2 separate regions of the Homo sapiens genome follow, and region 2 is linked to region 1. The links are chromatin loops, found by intact Hi-C in ENCODE. Cell type or tissue: HCT116. All regions are shown on one strand. Links, peaks and the distances in the headings refer to the core of each region. The heading gives the core; the rest is flanking DNA.

The links. Hi-C counts contacts between places; a loop is a spot of excess contacts. Peaks named below come from ENCODE experiments on the same cell type or tissue, not always from the same donor. Only the 100,000 strongest peaks of a DNase experiment are listed, where the experiment ranks them.
Region 2: it touches region 1 in a loop (3-fold over the local background); 6 of 110 quality-filtered maps call a loop at or near these places.

Annotation. Positions count from the first base shown.
Region 1 is chr2:25,304,877-25,312,876 of GRCh38, reverse strand. The region is part of intron 2 of DNMT3A (DNA methyltransferase 3 alpha); the gene reads left to right. Among named protein-coding and RNA genes, the nearest start is that of MIR1301, 20 kb to the left of the region's middle. RefSeq lists enhancers at 3,428-3,927, 3,928-4,429, 6,279-6,779, 6,780-7,280 and a silencer at 4,076-4,237. In HCT116, for the core only: a CTCF peak has its summit at 3,307 (motif pointing left); DNase peaks (open chromatin) are centred at 1,426 and 3,286; H3K27ac peaks cover 1,470 bases.
Region 2 is chr2:25,660,067-25,668,825 of GRCh38, reverse strand. All of the region lies in intron 1 of DTNB (dystrobrevin beta), which reads left to right. Among named protein-coding and RNA genes, the nearest start is that of DTNB, 9.1 kb to the left of the region's middle. In HCT116, for the core only: a CTCF peak has its summit at 3,942 (motif pointing right); a DNase peak (open chromatin) is centred at 3,945; H3K4me3 peaks cover 661 bases; H3K27ac peaks cover 670 bases.

The DNA.
Region 1 (8,000 bases), core at 1-8,000:
AAGGTGGACACCTGGCACCAGCTTTGGGGGCCCTGGGCACTCTGGGGCTAGAGGCAGCCAGCACCCTACCTGAAGGGTGTCAGCTCTGAGACCTCCCTCTTGCGTGCTCAGCTCCTTCCTGGGTTTACCATTCTTCAGAGTGTGTTTCTGTTTCCTAGTTTTCCATCAATGGTTCTATTTGGTCCTTGGGGACAACTCTTGAAACAAATGGGGCAGGGACAGATGGCCCCAGTTTACAGATGAGGAAGCTGAGCCCCGCTGGGCAGTGGCAGGTCCAGATGACAGCCTGTTCTCCTGTCTCCCAGGTCCGAGCCCTTCCCACAGCCCTACCTGCATAGGTCCTGCTAGGGACACATGTACACATCCCAGGAGTGCACATGACGCCCAGGGACCTGCCTTCCCAGCCCAGCACCCTGTAGAGCACCGTGGGGGTGTGTGCACCCAGTCAGCCAGAGCAGGTCAGAAAGCCAGCATGCGCTGCGGCCCACTGGGCAGGACGCCCGGGGCGACCGATCAGGCTCCTCCCTTCTGAATCCATGGGAAAAGAACTGATAGTCCTGGATACCTGCGGGCCCCTAGGCTGCCCCCGCTCAGGACTCAAGCAGCATGAAGACCCAAGCCCTTTGGCCGTAGAGTTGGGGACACCTGCCGCTGTCTGTGCTCTGGAGTGGCAACTGTGGCCATGGCTGACTCCCTCCCCTTCTTGGGCCTGGCTTGCTTTCTCTGTCGGATAAGGTGACCCCGAGTGTCGCCCCACTCTGGGTCCGATGTCCTGACAGTTGCTGACGCAGCTCCCCATCAATGCACTGGCAGTCACTGGTCAGCTGCTCCCCACAGGTGGGGAGGGTGGGGACAGCTGGGACAAACTCCTCCTGTTACTGGACTGTACTCCCACGCCGCTGCTGCTGCTCTGGGCTGCGGAGCCCCAGGCCACCACCAATGGACGGGAGCAGGTCAGGATCTGCATTATAATAGCTCAGGACTGAGAAGCAACGCTGGACCAGGAGTCAGAAATCCCAGGTCCTAGTCCTGAGTATGCCACTTACTGGAGATGTGACTTCAGGCCATCTGGGCTTGTGTTTGCTCAGCTGGAAAATGGGGATAGTGACTCCAGCCTTGCCTGTTTTAAAGGGTGGTTGTGGAAGTCAGATAAGGTCATGGGCATGGAAGTGACCTGCAGACAGCAAAGTCTGGTCCAATTATGAGGGATTACGATTGCTATTATTATCTACCCATAGTAACTGCTCTGGCTCAAGCGGCAACAAACACACACCCAGCCCTAGATCCCGGTGCTGATAGAGTGCACACTCACACCCCAGCAGGAGGGGTCATGCCAAAAGATGGCAGTGATCTGGATAGATAAGGGCTGGGCCATAGCCAGGCCTCCTCCCCAGCCGCCCACACCTACACCACGCATGCTGGCTCACCTGGCACACTTCCCCGGCACCTCTGGGCTGGCTCCAGCACCTCCAGGGAGCCGCCCAGGGAGGGTGGGGAGAGACACTGACAGCCACCACAGCAGCCCATGAAAGCCAGGCCTGCGGCAGGGGTGCTGGTAGCTGCAGAGGGGAAGACACAGGCTTGGTCTGCAGCCCAGGGAGCCTGGCACAGGTGCCAGGGGCACTGTGCACAAAGGAACTGTTTGGCAAGCCAGATGGAAGGGGTGTGGCCAACCAATGGCCCTTCCACTGCCTGGCCCCATGTGGCCCTCTAGCCTCTGCCCACCGCCGCCCCCCCTCCCCGCCCCCGCCCCCAGCCCCGCCTCCATGCACCTTTCACTCCAGCCCCACTCCCATACTTCCTGGAGTCTCCAGGTCTTTGTTTATGCTGCTCCCTCTGCCGCATGGGCCCTTTCCCTAATCTCTTCTCCTCCCTGGTCAAAGCCTCAAAGCCCAGGCTGTAGTTGGCCTTGTATTATAGTTTGCAGGGGACCAGTGGTTCTCAAAGTGGGATCCCCAAATGAGCAACTTCAGCATCACCTGGGAAGGCAAAGCTCAGGCCCCATTCCAGACCTGCTGAGCCAGAACTCGGGGGATGGGACCCAGCCGGGCACCTTTAACCATCCCTCCAGGGGATACTGTTGCGCACAGATGTTGAGAACTATTGGTGTAGATAACTTCTGCCCACTGCTAGCCTGGAGCGCAGGGTCACGGCCCTTTTCTTCCATGTGAATCCCCCGGACCTGGAATAGCACAGAGTGGGTGCTTGGGAAATATTTTACGGATAGAACGGAAAGAAAAATGAGAGTAGCCAAGACCCTCCCACAGGAGAATAATCCCGGAGCCCAGGATCAGGGAGGCGGAGTGCAGAGCTGTGGGTGCTGGGCTGAGGCAGCCATGCTGTGGCTGGGAGTGTACAGAGTGGCCTGTGTGTGTCCCCCTGGCACCTGCCGCCTGCCCTACCCGCCATCCATATGGTGGGCAGAGCAGGGCTGCTTGGGGAGATGGGGAGGAGGCAGGCCGAGCTCTGGGGCTGTGGTCAGGGCGAGTCAGCTGGTAAATGTTGCCGCAGCAGAGGGAGGGGGCTGGCCTCATGGAGGGTGGGTGGGGAGGCAAGCAGTGGGGAGGCTGAGAGCTTAGAGGGGAGTATGGAGCAGAGGGTGGGGGGCAGAGGGAGCAGGACAGGGGACCAAGAACAGTCCAAGGGCCACCTCAGATCCCCAAATATGAATCAGAGGGGAGTCCACAGCCCCAGGCCAGGCCCCTGTTCTCAGTTCTGTCCCCTTTCCTCTGGCCTCAGAAACACAATGGCTAAGATGCATTGAACGCCGACTGCCGGGTGCTATGTGCATGCATTATCTTATTCCATTCTTTTTTTGTTTGAGACGGAGTCTTGCTCTGTTGCCCAGGCTGGAGTGCAGTGGCGTGATCTTGTTTCACTGCAAGCTCTGCCTCCCGGGTTCACGCCATTCTCCTGCCTCAGCCTCCTGAGTAGCTGGGACTACAGGCGCCCGCCATGCCCAGCTAATTTTTTGTATTTTTTTTTTTAGTAGAGACGGGGTTTCACCATGTTAGCCAGCATGGTCTCGATCTCCTGACCTCATGATCCACCCGCCTCGGCCTCTCAAAGTGCTGGGATTACAGGCGTGAGCCACCACGCCGGGCCTATCTTATTTAATTCTTACAATTGCCGCATAAGGTAGACACTATTATTTTCATCATTCTATCTTATTAAGGGCTAAACTGAAGCTCAGAGAGGTTAAGTCACTTGCCTAGAGTCACACAGCTTGTTAAGTGCTAGTGCTGAGGCTGGAATGAGGCTGGCTTCTGCGCTCCTTAGGCTGTCTCCTGCGTGAAGGGGGATGGAGTGAACAGTGCCCCCCGGTGGTGATGTGATGAGAATTCGTAGTCCTCCCCTGGACTTTTGCTGCAGGAGAAAGCCTTTCACTGCATAATGGCGCTCTTGCCCTTGGGGAGAAGTTGGGGGCACTTCATCTCCAGCAAGAACTGCACACACCACCTGCGTGTACAGGCACACACACCAGATGGAGGCACTGCTGCAGACATGCAGCTTCTTACCATTTCTTCCTGCCTCCTGCCCTCCTTCCTTCCCTGCCTCTCCCTCCCTGGACATACAGCTCCTCTTTTCTTCTCTTCCTCCCTCCCTTTCTTCAGACATAGGTACCTTTCCAGGTAGTTAGCATGTAGCAGGGCTCCGCAAGGCTGTTGGATGAACTGAGTGACCGTGCTTGGAGGGCCTAGTAGAGGGGTAGGAAGACATCGAGGTGGGTAAGCCATGCCTGCCCCCCAGGGGTGGGTGAGGCCTGCTGGGCAGCTCCTCTGATCAAGCCTTCTCCTGCCTGTAGTAGAAGCTGCAGCTGGGGTGCATCTTTGTGCTGGGGAAACACAGCACTTATGTGTTTGCACATGTGCGTGCGTGTGTGTGTGTGTGTGTGTGTGTGTGTGTGTATGCATCTGTGGGCAGCATTGGGGCTGCGGTTCCTCCTTTCCCCTCCCCATCAAAGTCTGGCCCAGAGGCCTGGCAGCCACTGATTTCTCGTGGGCTCTCTCCACTCTGGTCTGCAAGTACAAGGGCCTCCATCCTTGGGTGGGGTCCCTGCCAGTTCCAGTGGCAGTCATTCTTGCTGCCCGCGGTCTGTCACCTGCTCCTGGGCATGTTCTGCCTTTCTTGCACTCAGATGCCCCCACATGGTCACTTAGGGCTGGCTCTTTGCTTGACAGTGGTTGCGGTAAGGTCATTTCAAAGAGCATCCTTCTTAGTATGTTTAAATAGCTATAGAAAAGCCGCTGCACCCTCACCTCTTCAGAGACCCAGCCAGCGATAATGGCGCGCTCACTCTGATCTCGGGGGAGTTAGGAGAGGGTTGGGCGTGCTTAGCAGGTTTGTGATGTAAACAGTGCCCATCCCTGAGCTGAGCAGGACCTACATTTTGGGCTTCGGTTTCTCTAAAATTCTCTTAAATTGGACATTATTACATGTCAAATGTAGTTAATCTTGGTCAGTACAGTCTTGGATGGGGGTTGTTTGGCCCCTGCAGAAGGGCCTGTGTTGAAGCTGGACTCTGTCACGTGACTTGGAAACATGGCTGTGAGCAGGAAAACAGCTCCTAGTTGGCTTGAGAGGTTCAGACGAGATGGTGTGTGCAAGTGGTTAACACCAGGACATAGCATATGTTAAGTTAGCTTTATAATTTATTTTGGATATCTACCTACCCATCCACCCACCCACCTACCTGCCTACCTACCTACCTACCTACACCTTTGTGGTTTACACCCACTGCCGCCCCATGAATTGCAGGGGCGTGGGAGAAGAGTAGGAAACCATGGGTGGGGACAGAGTGTGGGCTTAGAGTCCACTGAGAGCCTAGCACGTGAAGGGAATGTTGTCTCTCTTTGGGTCATCAGTCACTAAAGGCCTGAGTTCCCTTTATCCCTTGAACAAAAGTAAAACAAGGCAAGTGGTGATGAGACCTAACTCCTGATGGCAGGGGCTGTAGATCCCTTCAGGGGCCTAGGTGAGGGGCCACAGTCACTTGGGTCCCTCCTGCTCTTAATGGCCGGGTTAGGGATGGAGCCCAGCCCTGCTGATAAGGTGAGTCGCCCAGGGCCAGGGCAGGAAAGGCCAGGCTCAGCTGTGCAGAATAGAAGAATGGGCCAGGCGCAGTGGCTCACACCTGAATCCCAGCACTGTGGGAGGCCAAGGCAGATGGATCACTTGAGGTCAGGAGTTGGAGACCAGCCTGGCCAACATGGCAAAACCCCGTCTCTACTAAAAATACAAAAATTAGCCCAGCGTGGTGGTGCGTGCCTGTAATCACAGCTACTTGGGAAGCTGAGGTGGGAGAATTACTTGAACCTGGTAGGTGGAGGTTGCAGTGAGCCAAGATCTCGCCATTGCACTCCAGCCTGGGTGGCAAGAGCAAAACTCCATCTCAAAAAAAAAAAAAAAAAAAAAAAGCTGCGGTGTGTGGTGGCTCATGCCTGTAATCCTAGCCCTTCGGGAGGCTGAGGTGGGCAGGTCACCTGAGGTCAGGAGTTCAAGGCCAACATGGTGAAACCCTGGCTGGGAAAAAAAAAAGAAAAAGAATAGAGCTGAGTGGTGGAGCAGTGTCCCAGGATAATTGGGAAATGAGCCTTTCCTCTCTGGTACCTGGGCTTGGCACAGGAGTCCTGGTCATACCCTGCAGCTGCCTCTGCAGAGAGCCACAGGGCATTAGGGATATTCCTTGTAATCATCCCACGTAATGTTTGTGCTGCATGGAAGGGCATGTAAAGGAGTGTTCTCTGCACGGTAATTGACTCATTCTGTCATCATGATTAGTTAGGGGGCGCCCAGAGCAGGATGATGGTCAGAGGTTCCTCATCCCCATTTTACCGATGAGGAACTGGGGCTTAGAGAGGCCACACGGCTACAAAGTAGTTTTATCTGGATCTTCCCCTCTATTAAGCAAGGGCTGGCAGAGCTGGGTGTGCTACTGAAGGAGCAGACATGTGTGGGCTTGGTGCCATGGAAGTGGCCACAGGCAGAGCAGTAGCACACTCCAGTCTGGGCTCAGCATGGCATCAGGTACTTGTTTACATGTTGTTGTCTCCCTCTGAACCGAGTTTCCTATTTGTTTATCTTTGTATCCAGTACACAGTAGGTGCTCAATAGATTTTTTTAGTGCACCCCTGTGTCTGGCCTTGTGACATAGAGACCTCAGAGGTGGACAGGGCTGAGGTGTGCTGCTCGTGGGTGTGAGGTCTGGCCCACCCTGCACCTCCAGAAGACAATGAGGCCCCAGCCAGGTGGACAGGCTGTGGACAAGGGGCTGCAGCCCTGGCACGAGGGCCTGGGAACCAGATGGGCACCACCGTTGTCAGCTATTTAGCATTTCTGGAACACCTCTGTGTGCAAGTACCCAGGAGCTGTGGGGGACTCAGAGGCGCCAATGAGACACGGCCCCTCCCCTCCAGGAGAGTGGCCTTTCAGGAGGATGGAAGGCTTTCCTCGGTAATTATGACACGACCTAAGCAGTCAATGGTTACTTGTCGGATATTGTTGAATAATTGAAATAAAGGGCTGATGAGCCTTGGGAGGTGACTGAGATCAGAAAAAGTAGGGGGCTTTGGAGGGCTCTGGGCCCATGCGCATCTACAGTGATTCCCAGCCCACTGCCTGACCCCTCACGCTGGGATCAGCCTCTGCAGGTTGGCCTGGGCACGGGTGTGTGTGCAAGCATATGTGAGTGTCTGTGTGGCATTGGGGTACGCAAGCGTGTGGCTGTAGCTCTGCAGAGCCTGGTGCTCAGGCAACCCAGGACAGGGCTCTGCCTCTTGCAGAAGCCAATTCGTTTCACTGAATTCCATGACCACAGACAGTCCCTGGGAGGCCAGCCAGCCAGCTGGCAAAGGCTGGGCATGCTTCTTGTCCCAGGGGGCCCGGGCAAGTAGCTGGCTAGATCCGGCAAGTTCATCCCCTCGACTCAAGCACCAACTCGAGACATCTGCTCAACCGATGCTGGGTCAGTAGCATCCGGTTTAAGTACTGAAGGGAATACACGTATGTCAGGCTGGCTGTCTCTAGGTGAGGGCCTCAAGAGACATAAATCTCTTGTGGGGAGGGGTCCTGTGTCTGGGCACAGCCAGCCCAGAGTGTCTGTGCCTGTGAATGCCAGTGTGCCTTGACCTTGGATTGCCTGTATCTTTATGGTGTCACTGTGTGTGTGCCTGTTGACATGGTAGGGTATAGTGGCATGTTGCAGTAGAAAGACCGATGGACTGGTAAACAAAAGATGTAAATTTTGGTTCTAAAGGCCTCCTTTCCTGGCTCTCTGATCCCTGCAAGTCAGATAATCTCTCTGAGCTTCAGGTGTTTCATCTGTGTAACAGAAAAAAATAATACCAGCTCTGCTTTCTGTAAAGTGTAAGAATACAATGAAATAACATATGTGAAGATGCTTTGTTAATTACCACGTTCAGTGCAAATGTGAGAGATTATTATCGTCATAGCCCAGCGCATCAGAATGAGACGTTGTATATGGCTTAAAATAATCCATCCAGTGAGCAGTGTTGAAATGTAGGTCAGATCGTAGCCTCAGATGTTTAGAGAGAGGAACCACCTAATCTCACAGGCCACCAAATGTGAAGGTGCTTTGAAAGCTGCAAAGAATGACATAAATGCAAAGTGACAATTATGTTTAAGTCTAGAAGGGACGTTTTAGTCCTCTTGTTTCCTAATCTGGAATCGTAAAGATCCGAGAGGCACTGGAACCTCGTACACAGTTGTATTTGTACGGGTTTGTAGATTTGTACGTGTGTCTCTGTTTGCGTCTATGGACTCACGTCAGGCACCTACTCTGTGACAGTCATTCATCAAGTGCCTGCCTTGGACTAAATGCATCCGTCTAGGCATTCTGGATGCCAGCATGAATCAGACACCCACACTTCCCTCAAGGAGCTGACCGTTGCCTTGCTGGGTAGGGGAACTATAGGAGAGGAAGGGTCTTTCAGCTCAGTCTAGGCAGGGGATGGGAGGAGGGGGCCTAGGGGCAGGGAATC
Region 2 (8,759 bases), core at 379-8,378, 360 kb before region 1:
ATCTGTATGTCTGTTTAAGTCTCTGTTTCCATTTCTTTTGTGTATGTACTCAAGTGCAATTGTCAGTAATACAGTTTTTAAAACAATATACATAATGGAATAAAAATAGATTAACACAATTTTGACCAATGTGGCTGAATAGTATGGAGTTTCCATATACCCACTCTTTCCCATATGGTTTCTCCTATTATTAACATCTTGCATTAGTATGCTACATTTATTATAATTGATAAACTAATATTGATACATTGTTGTTAAAGTTCATGATTTAGAGTTCACTCTTTGTATTGTATAGTTCTATGGGTTTTGACAAGTGCGTAATGTCATGTATCATTTACATGGCATGACTGCATGCTACAACCCTGCAAGGGGCTCACTTGTAAAATACTCAACAGTACAGACAGAATAAATGTCATTACATGGCTATAGTTTTACCTTTTCCAGAGTTGGAAATGTCATAGATTTGGAATCATGTAGTATGGAGCCTACTCAGATTGGCTTCTTTTGCTTAGCAGTATGCATTTAAGTTTCCTCTAAGTCTTTTTTGCGACTTGATAGCTCATTTCTTTTTTTTATTTTTATTTTTTGAGACTGAGTCTCACTCTGTGGCCCAGGCTGGAGTGCAGTGGCGCGATCTCGGCTCACTGCGAGCTCTGCCTCCCGGATTCACACCATTCTCCTGCCTCAGCCTCCCGAGTAGCTGGGACTACAGGCGTCCGCCACCATGCCTGGCTAATTTTTTGTATTTTTAGTAGAGACGGGGTTTCACCATGTTAACCAGGATGGTCTCGATCTCCTGACCTCATGATCCGCCTGCCTTGGCCTCCCAAAGTGCTGGGATTACATGCGTGAGCCACCGCGTCCGGCCAGCTCATTTCTTTTTAGCGCCGAATGATAATATTCCTTTTTATGGAAGCACCACAGTTTGTTTATTCGTTCACCTACTGAAGGACATCTTGGTTGCTTCTAGTTTTTGGCAATTTTTGAATAAAACTGCTATAAACATCCGTGTGCAGGTTTTTGTGTAGACATTAAATTTGTAACTCACTTGGGAAAATACCTAGGAGAGTGATTGCTGGGTCGAATGGTAAGAATATATCAAGCTTTGTAGGAAACTATTAAACTATCTTTCAAAGTGACTGTATCATTTGCATTCCCAATAATTTTTAAAATTTATGTCCAAGTACCCTAAATGTACTTATATAATAAGTATGTCAGACTGTTCTGTAAAGTTAAACTTCACCTGGAATAATATTTAGTCATTGGTTTTGTTGGCTGTCTTTCTTGCAGTGTATCTCTTCATGTGTTTTGAAGTACAGACTTTTTTTTTTGAGATGGAGTCTGGCTCTGTCGCCTAGGGTGGAATACAGTGGCATGATCTCAGCTCACTGCAGCCTCTGCCTCTACCTCCCAGGTTCAAGCGATTCTCCTGCCTCAGCCTCCCGAGTAGCTGGGATTATAGGCACCCGCCACCACGCCTGGCTAATTTTTGTATTTTTAGTAGAGACAGGGTTTCACCATGTTGGCCAGGCTGGTCTCAAACTCCTGACCTCAAGTGATTCGCCTGCCACAGCCTCCCAAAGTGTTGGGATTAAAGACGTGAGCCACCACACCCAGCCAAATTACAGACCCATTTTCAGAGTGAGTGCTTTTGATTTTGTTTTCTTTTCTTTTTTTTTTTTTTAATTTTGTTTTCTTCTGTGCCCACTGTCCTCTGTGTGGTGATATTTCAGGTGCTTCAGCTGACCTACTGGGCCTCAGTCTAGAATCAGATATGATAATTGTGGGTCAAGGGTCCTGCCCTTTGAGTTAATTGGGCTATTTTCGATCCTCTCATAGAGTATGGTCCTGAGGCTGTTTATATCTTCCCACTTATCTAAGCCTAGAGTATTAGATAAACTGTAGTTCTAGGCAGAGATTGGCAGCAGTATTTTTTAGCTTCCTTTCAGCTCCAGCATCATTGCTGGCCTTGAGCAGTGGGTCTGGCCCAGATATCTCCGTTTCTTCATCCTCCTTTGCTTTCTGTCATTACTACCTGCAGGAAGTGCACACCTGGTCTAGACTCCGGATCCAGCAAGCCTAGAGCTTCAGTCCTGCTTGCAACTTTGTGTATCTATTCTGTTTCTCCAAATAGAGGTTTATCTTGTTTTTGAGCCTAATTAAAAAAAATTGTTAAAAAATATTTTATCCATTATTGTGTATTTAGAGCAGAGAGGATGCATCAAAGAATGTACTTACTGGCCACTTTCTAGAAGATTTAATTAGCCAAGCTCCTTTCTCAACTTTATACAAAGACTTTTTTCTTTGTTATGGCATTGCCTAGGCCTTCCAGTACAAGAATAAGTATAATAATGGGCATTTTAATCTTTTTCCTGAGTGGTAATGTTTCCAGTGTTTCACTGTTAGATATGATGTTTACTGTTGGTTTTTGGAAGATGTCTTTTGTCAATTTAAGGAAGTTTTCTTCTGTTCTTGGTAAATATTTTTAATTGGGTGTTGAATTTTATGGAGGCCTTTTTTTGGGGCATTTCTTGAAATTATTTTTTCCCTTCTTTAACATGTCAAGAATAGGACAGATCTCTCTGAGTTGTAGGTAACTGAGAGAAACAGATGTATATGATTTACTTGTTAATTCACTTTTAACAAAAAACCTCACAACCTTTAAAGAAAACACATTTTAAACTTGAATTTTTGTATACTAACATTATATATAAGTTAAAATAGGGCTGAAATGCTGTAGTAATCAGGTTTGGACTAAATATCATCGTAACTTCACTATATTTGAATAGTACCTAATAATATCAATAATAGTAGCTAACATTTATTGGGCTCTTACTGGATGCCATTGTGCTAAATGCTTTACATGATATTGATTTAAGAGTTACCACAGCCCCGTGAGGTTATTTAGCTACTCAGAACTCTTTGTTGTAGTGGAGTGCAGTTACTGAATTTTTTTATTGGAACCTAGAGAACTCTCTCAGATTTGTAAAAAGCAAATCTTTAAGGTTTTATGAACATTTATTTTCCCTGGCCTTTTTTTTTTTTTTTTAAATCTGAAAGAGAAGAGAAAAGAAGTATTAAAGGAAGAATATTTGAGAATTTTTCTGAAATAAGCAAGGAAGTTCTCTTTCAATAAAGTTTGGCTTGTTGTAACTAAGTGTTAATGAGAGTCTTAGTCATCACTAACTTTTTTTTTTTTTGAGACGGAGTCTTGCTCTGTCATCCAGGCTGGAGTGCAGTGGCACGATCTCAGCTCATTGTAACCTCTACCTCCTGGGTTCAAGGGATTCTCTTGCCTCAGCCTCCCAAGTAGCTGGGACTATAGGCGCATGTCACCATATCTGGCTATTTTTTTCTATTTTTATTAGAGACTGGGTTTCATTGTGTTAGCCAGGATGGTCTCCATCTCCTGACCTCGTGATCCACCCGCCTCAGCCTCCCAAGGTGCTGGGATTACAGGCATGAGCCACCGCGCCTGGCCCCTCACTGACTTCTTAATTAAATGGACATCCAAAGAAAAACTGACAGGGAGATGGTGGGAGGTGGTGAACTTACATAAGAAATTTCAATACTTGGATGCTTTGACGTAGCTGAGAGCTGGCAGGGTTAAGAAATTAACAAAAAGATGGAAAGGAAATAAAGGCTATTTAACACAAAGGCATGTACAGAGACATCCTGGAGACACTTCCAAAGCCTTCTCTCCTTTTCCTTTAGTCTTTACTGTGGGAGTTACGTAACTTCTGCGTGTAGACGTAGTCCAGGTGTGAAACACTCTATTTTCTATGAATAGAACAGAGTGTAAGAACTAACAAGGATCCAAACTTTTTGCTGCACTCTCTTCAGATCCTACTTAGCTCCATGATTTAAGGTCTGATCCAGCACCACAGTTTTGGGACCTGTGTTCTTTCCTTATTCCTTGAGGCCTCATGTTGCCCTGGAGGGGGCGATGTGACACAATAGAAAGAAAATGGGCTCTAGCGCTTTAGCATCGTCATGGTCAACTCCGCAGATTCCTAGCTTTGCAACTTCAGGCCAAGTTACCTGACCACTTAGACTTTAGTTTCCTCTCTACTTCTAACACCCCTAATCCTGAAAATCTCCTCAAGCTCAGCACGGTCTTGTCTTCTCACCTACTTTTAAAAAGAGCAATAGTCTCCAAAGTGGGAGGTATGTAAAATGATCCTCTAGGCAGGGTGTTACAAGAAAATATGAGCAATCAAGTTTTACCAGTATTTGACCCATAGGTTGACACTTTACTTCATCTGTGTGTCTGATGATGTCTGTCACGTACGGTAAGCTAGGGAACCCCACCGCCTGGAGGGGCTGATACTGTGATCCTCCTTATTTACCTGCTTATATTGTTTTAGCACATGTTTTAGTTCACCTCTGCTGGGTTTAGTGGTCTTTCAGATCATATTACCTGATTTGAATAAAATGAACTTTGCTAAATAGACAGATGGCTCACAAAGATTCCTGCAAAGAAAATGCAGATTGAAGTTTCAGAGTCAGCAGAAGATTGAAGTAATAATACAAATACACGTGAACAGCCAGAAAGAAACAGAGTGGATACTTCTATTTATATTATGAACTTGTCAGTCAAATGCATAATATAAAAACAATGGTGATCTCATCAGATTGATGAAAAAGCAGTAATAAAAAATAGCTTAGAATTACTAAAAATACTATTTAAAATATGGACTTATATACACTGTTGAGTACATTGTACCTGAAGGTATTTACTAATGATATTATGGGCTAATCTTATAAATTGAGATATTTAAAAACTAAATATTCAGAATATAAAGACAGACTTATTGATGTTTTTCAGTGATTGTCAGTCATAATCCAGTACCTTAAAATTTTATTAAGGTTAATAATACATTTTTAGAAGTTCCTTTTGAGGTTTAGGAATAAAAGACAAAAAGTCATAAACTCTTGTTCTTCTTGTTTGGTAACAGTGGCTGAAATGATATATAGATAAATAATTTGAGTTTGGTGTAAAACTGAAAAGTATCCTGTATTAGCAACTGTTGTTGAGATACTGGTAGAACACGTTGCTGAAGATTTTGAAATGATGGCTATTGTACCAAATTTTAGAGTTCATGGGAGTTCATGTATATTTGGATAAAAGTACAGAGCTTATGGTATTTGGTATACTCTGTTTCAATAATAAAATATATGGAAATATATGGAGAACTGTGCTCCCCACCCCCGCTAAAACACTCAGGATAAGACTTACCAGAGAATTTACTAAAAGTAGATGATCTAAAATGTTATAAAGAAATAGTACATATAAAGCATAAAGAATAATATATTGTTCAACCATTGTGGAAGATGGTGTGGGGATTCCTCGAGGATCTAGAACCAGAAATAACGTTTGACCCAGCAATCCCATTACTGGGTATATACCCAAAGGGTTATAAATCATTCTCCTATAAAGACACATGCACATTGTGTTTATTGCAGCACTATTTACAATAGCGAAGACTTGGAACCAACCCAAATGCCCATTAATAATAGAACGGATAAAGAAAATATGGCACATACACACCATCGAATGCTGTGCAGCCATAAAAAAAGAATGAGTTCATGTCCTTGCAGGGACATGGATGAAGCTGGAAGCCATCATTCTCAGCAGACCAACACAGGAACAGAAAACAGAATACCGCATGTTCTCACTCATAAGTGGGAGTTGAACAGTGAGAACACATGGATACAGGGAAGGGAACAACACACACAGGGGCCTGTTGGGGGGTGGGGGCCAAGGGGAGGGAGAGCATTAGGACAAATACCTAATGCATGCAGGGCTTAAAACTTAGATGGCGGGTCAATAGGTGCAGCAGACCACCATGGCACATGTATACCCATGTAACAAGCCTGCACGTTCTGCACATGTATCGCAGAACTTAAAGTAAAATTAAAAAAATATGTTTCCACTTAAGTAAATGGAGCACAAAAAAAGAAGACTATATTGTACCTAGAACCCAGCCTAAGAAAGAAAATATAGCCAGTGGAGTTGGTATACCTCTGCGGTCATAATTCTGTTTCCATCCCCAGAGATACTCTCTTTTCTGAATTTGATGATTACCATTTCCATATACTTCTTTATACTTTTGCTGTGTGTGTGTGTGTGTGTGTGTGTGTTTGTGTGTGTGTGTGTGTGTGTGTGTGTGTATTTGTATATTTGTATGTTATATTCAGGGCCAGGGCCAGGGTGAGATGAGGAGGCACCTAGGTCCCCAATGTAAGGAGCCCCTCAGCCATGGGCTTGCATGACCCCCAGGGTGATGCTTCCTTAAATTTTGTGCCCCAGGTACCTCGTTCACATCACCATAGTCCCAGTCCTGCTTCTGTTAATATGCATGTTTTTAAGCTTTATGGAAATAATATTATTTTTTATGTATTCTCTTGTAACTTTTTTCACTTAATATTGTGAAATTGATCCATCTCGATAAATGTAGCCCTGCTTTATTCTGTTGTGCGATTGACTATACTATAATTTTATTTTCCCATGCTTCTGTTGATGGACATTTAGGTTGTTTCTGATTTTGTGTTTAGAAACAATATCATCATAAGCATTCTTGTATGTGTCTCCTCAGGACATAGTTGTAAAAAGGGAATTTCTGGGTAATTAGATACATCCATTTGTTTTTTTTGTTTTTTTTTTTTTGAGACGGAGTCTCGCTCTGTCACCCAGGCTGGCGTGCAGTGACACAATCTCAGCTCCTTGCAGCCTCCACCTCCTGGGTTCAAGCAGTTCTCCTGCCTCAGCCTCCCGAGTAGCTGGGACTACAGGCGCCCACGACCATGCCCAGCTAATTTTTTGTATTTTTAGTAGAGACGGGGTTTCACCATGTAGGGCAGGCTGGTCTCCAACTCCTGACCTTAGGTAATCCACCTGCCTCAGCCTCCCAAAATACTGGGATTACAGGTGGGAGCCACTGCGCCTGGCCTATATCCATTTTTAATATTACTAGATACTGCTTTTGCTGTTATATTTATGCTTTCACCAGCAATATATGAGAATTCATGTCACCTCATATTTTTGCCAATATAAATGGTATTTTCAGACTCATTTTTTTCATTTGATGTGTGTGATGGGTAAATTATATTTTTGTAAATTTTGTGTTGCAGAATTAAACAGATACTAAAAAAATCATAGCTTAGTGAATTATTGTAGAGCAAACGCTTCTGTCATCTTCACCCAGGTGAAGAAATAGAATTCTGCCAGCCCTATTAGAAGCTCCTCCATGTACCTCATCCCAGTCATAGCCCCTTCCTTTCCCCCCAAAGCAATCGCTGTCCTGATTTGTATAGTAATCCCTTCCTTGGATTCCTTTATGGTTTTCTACCCCAACTGTGGATCCTTAGATATTATAGTTTAGTCTTGAGTTATTATGTGCAACTTTTTATGTATTTGTTTTCCATTTTTGTTGTCTCTTCTGTGAATCGCCTGCTTATATCTTAGGTCAGATTTTCTTACCGGTTTGTACAAATTCTGTGCATATCGTGGATACCAGTTGTTGGTTATAAGCATTGCCGATCTCTTTTCCCAGTTAGTGACTTGTCTTTTCATCTTTCTCATGAGTTTTGATACTTAGATTTAAGTGTAGTTTAACTTAGGCAAACTTTTGCTTAGAAAGTCCTTCCTTATGTTGAGATTAAAAGATATTTTGAGACTACTGTAACAAAAGCTTAATTGCAAAAGACATAAACAGGCACCTCACAGAAAAGGAAACACATATGACCAGTAAACATATTAGAGATGGGTACCTTCATTAGTGATCAAAGAAATACCAATCAAGACCACAATGAGATGATATCATATACCCATGCTGTTGGCAAAATTTGAAAAGCCTGGTGGATCTAGTGTTGGAGAGATTGTGAATTCACAGGATCTCTGATATATCACTGACAGGAATGTACTTTGTTGCACTTTAAAAAACATTTTGGCAATTCCTTTTTTAGATACACACCCAAGATAAACTCTTGACCTTGTGCAGCAAGAGACAGGTACAACGTTTTGTAGCAACACTGTCCACGATAGAAAAAAACAAAACTAGAAACAACTCAGATTTCCATCAGTAGGAGAGTAGATTAAAATGCAGTTTTGGAATTATACAGCGTTAAAAAAAATGAACAACAGGGTGAATCTTAGCAATATAATATTTAGTGAAAACGATTACCTTAGGGTTATGCATAGTAAGATATCTTTTTTCTGTTTAACTTATTTGAGATATAATCCACATACCATATAATTCAACCTACAGTTCAGTGGTTTTTAGTATATTTCTAGAGTTGTGCAACCATCACTATTAATTTCAGAACATTTGCATCATCCCTAAAAAGAACCCTGTACTCATTAGCAGTTACTCCCTATTCACCTTCCCCCGTCAACCCTCCACAAACCCCTGGAAACCAATGATTAATTTTCTGTTGCTATGGATTTACCTATTCTGGACATTTCATAGAACTGGAATCATATAATACATGGTCTTCTATGACTGGCTTCTTTCATTTAGCATAGTGTTTTCAAGGTTCATCCATGTTGTAGCATGCTTCAGTACTTCATTCCTTTTTATGGCTGAACAATATTCCATTGTATGTATATGCCACAATTAGTATGAATATACTGCAGTTTCATTCCAGCACCACTTGTTGAAAAGACTGTCCTTTCTCTCTTGAATTGTCTTGGTACCTGTGTTGAAAATCAGATGACCATAAGTGTAAGGATATATTTCTGGACTCCCAGTCTGTTC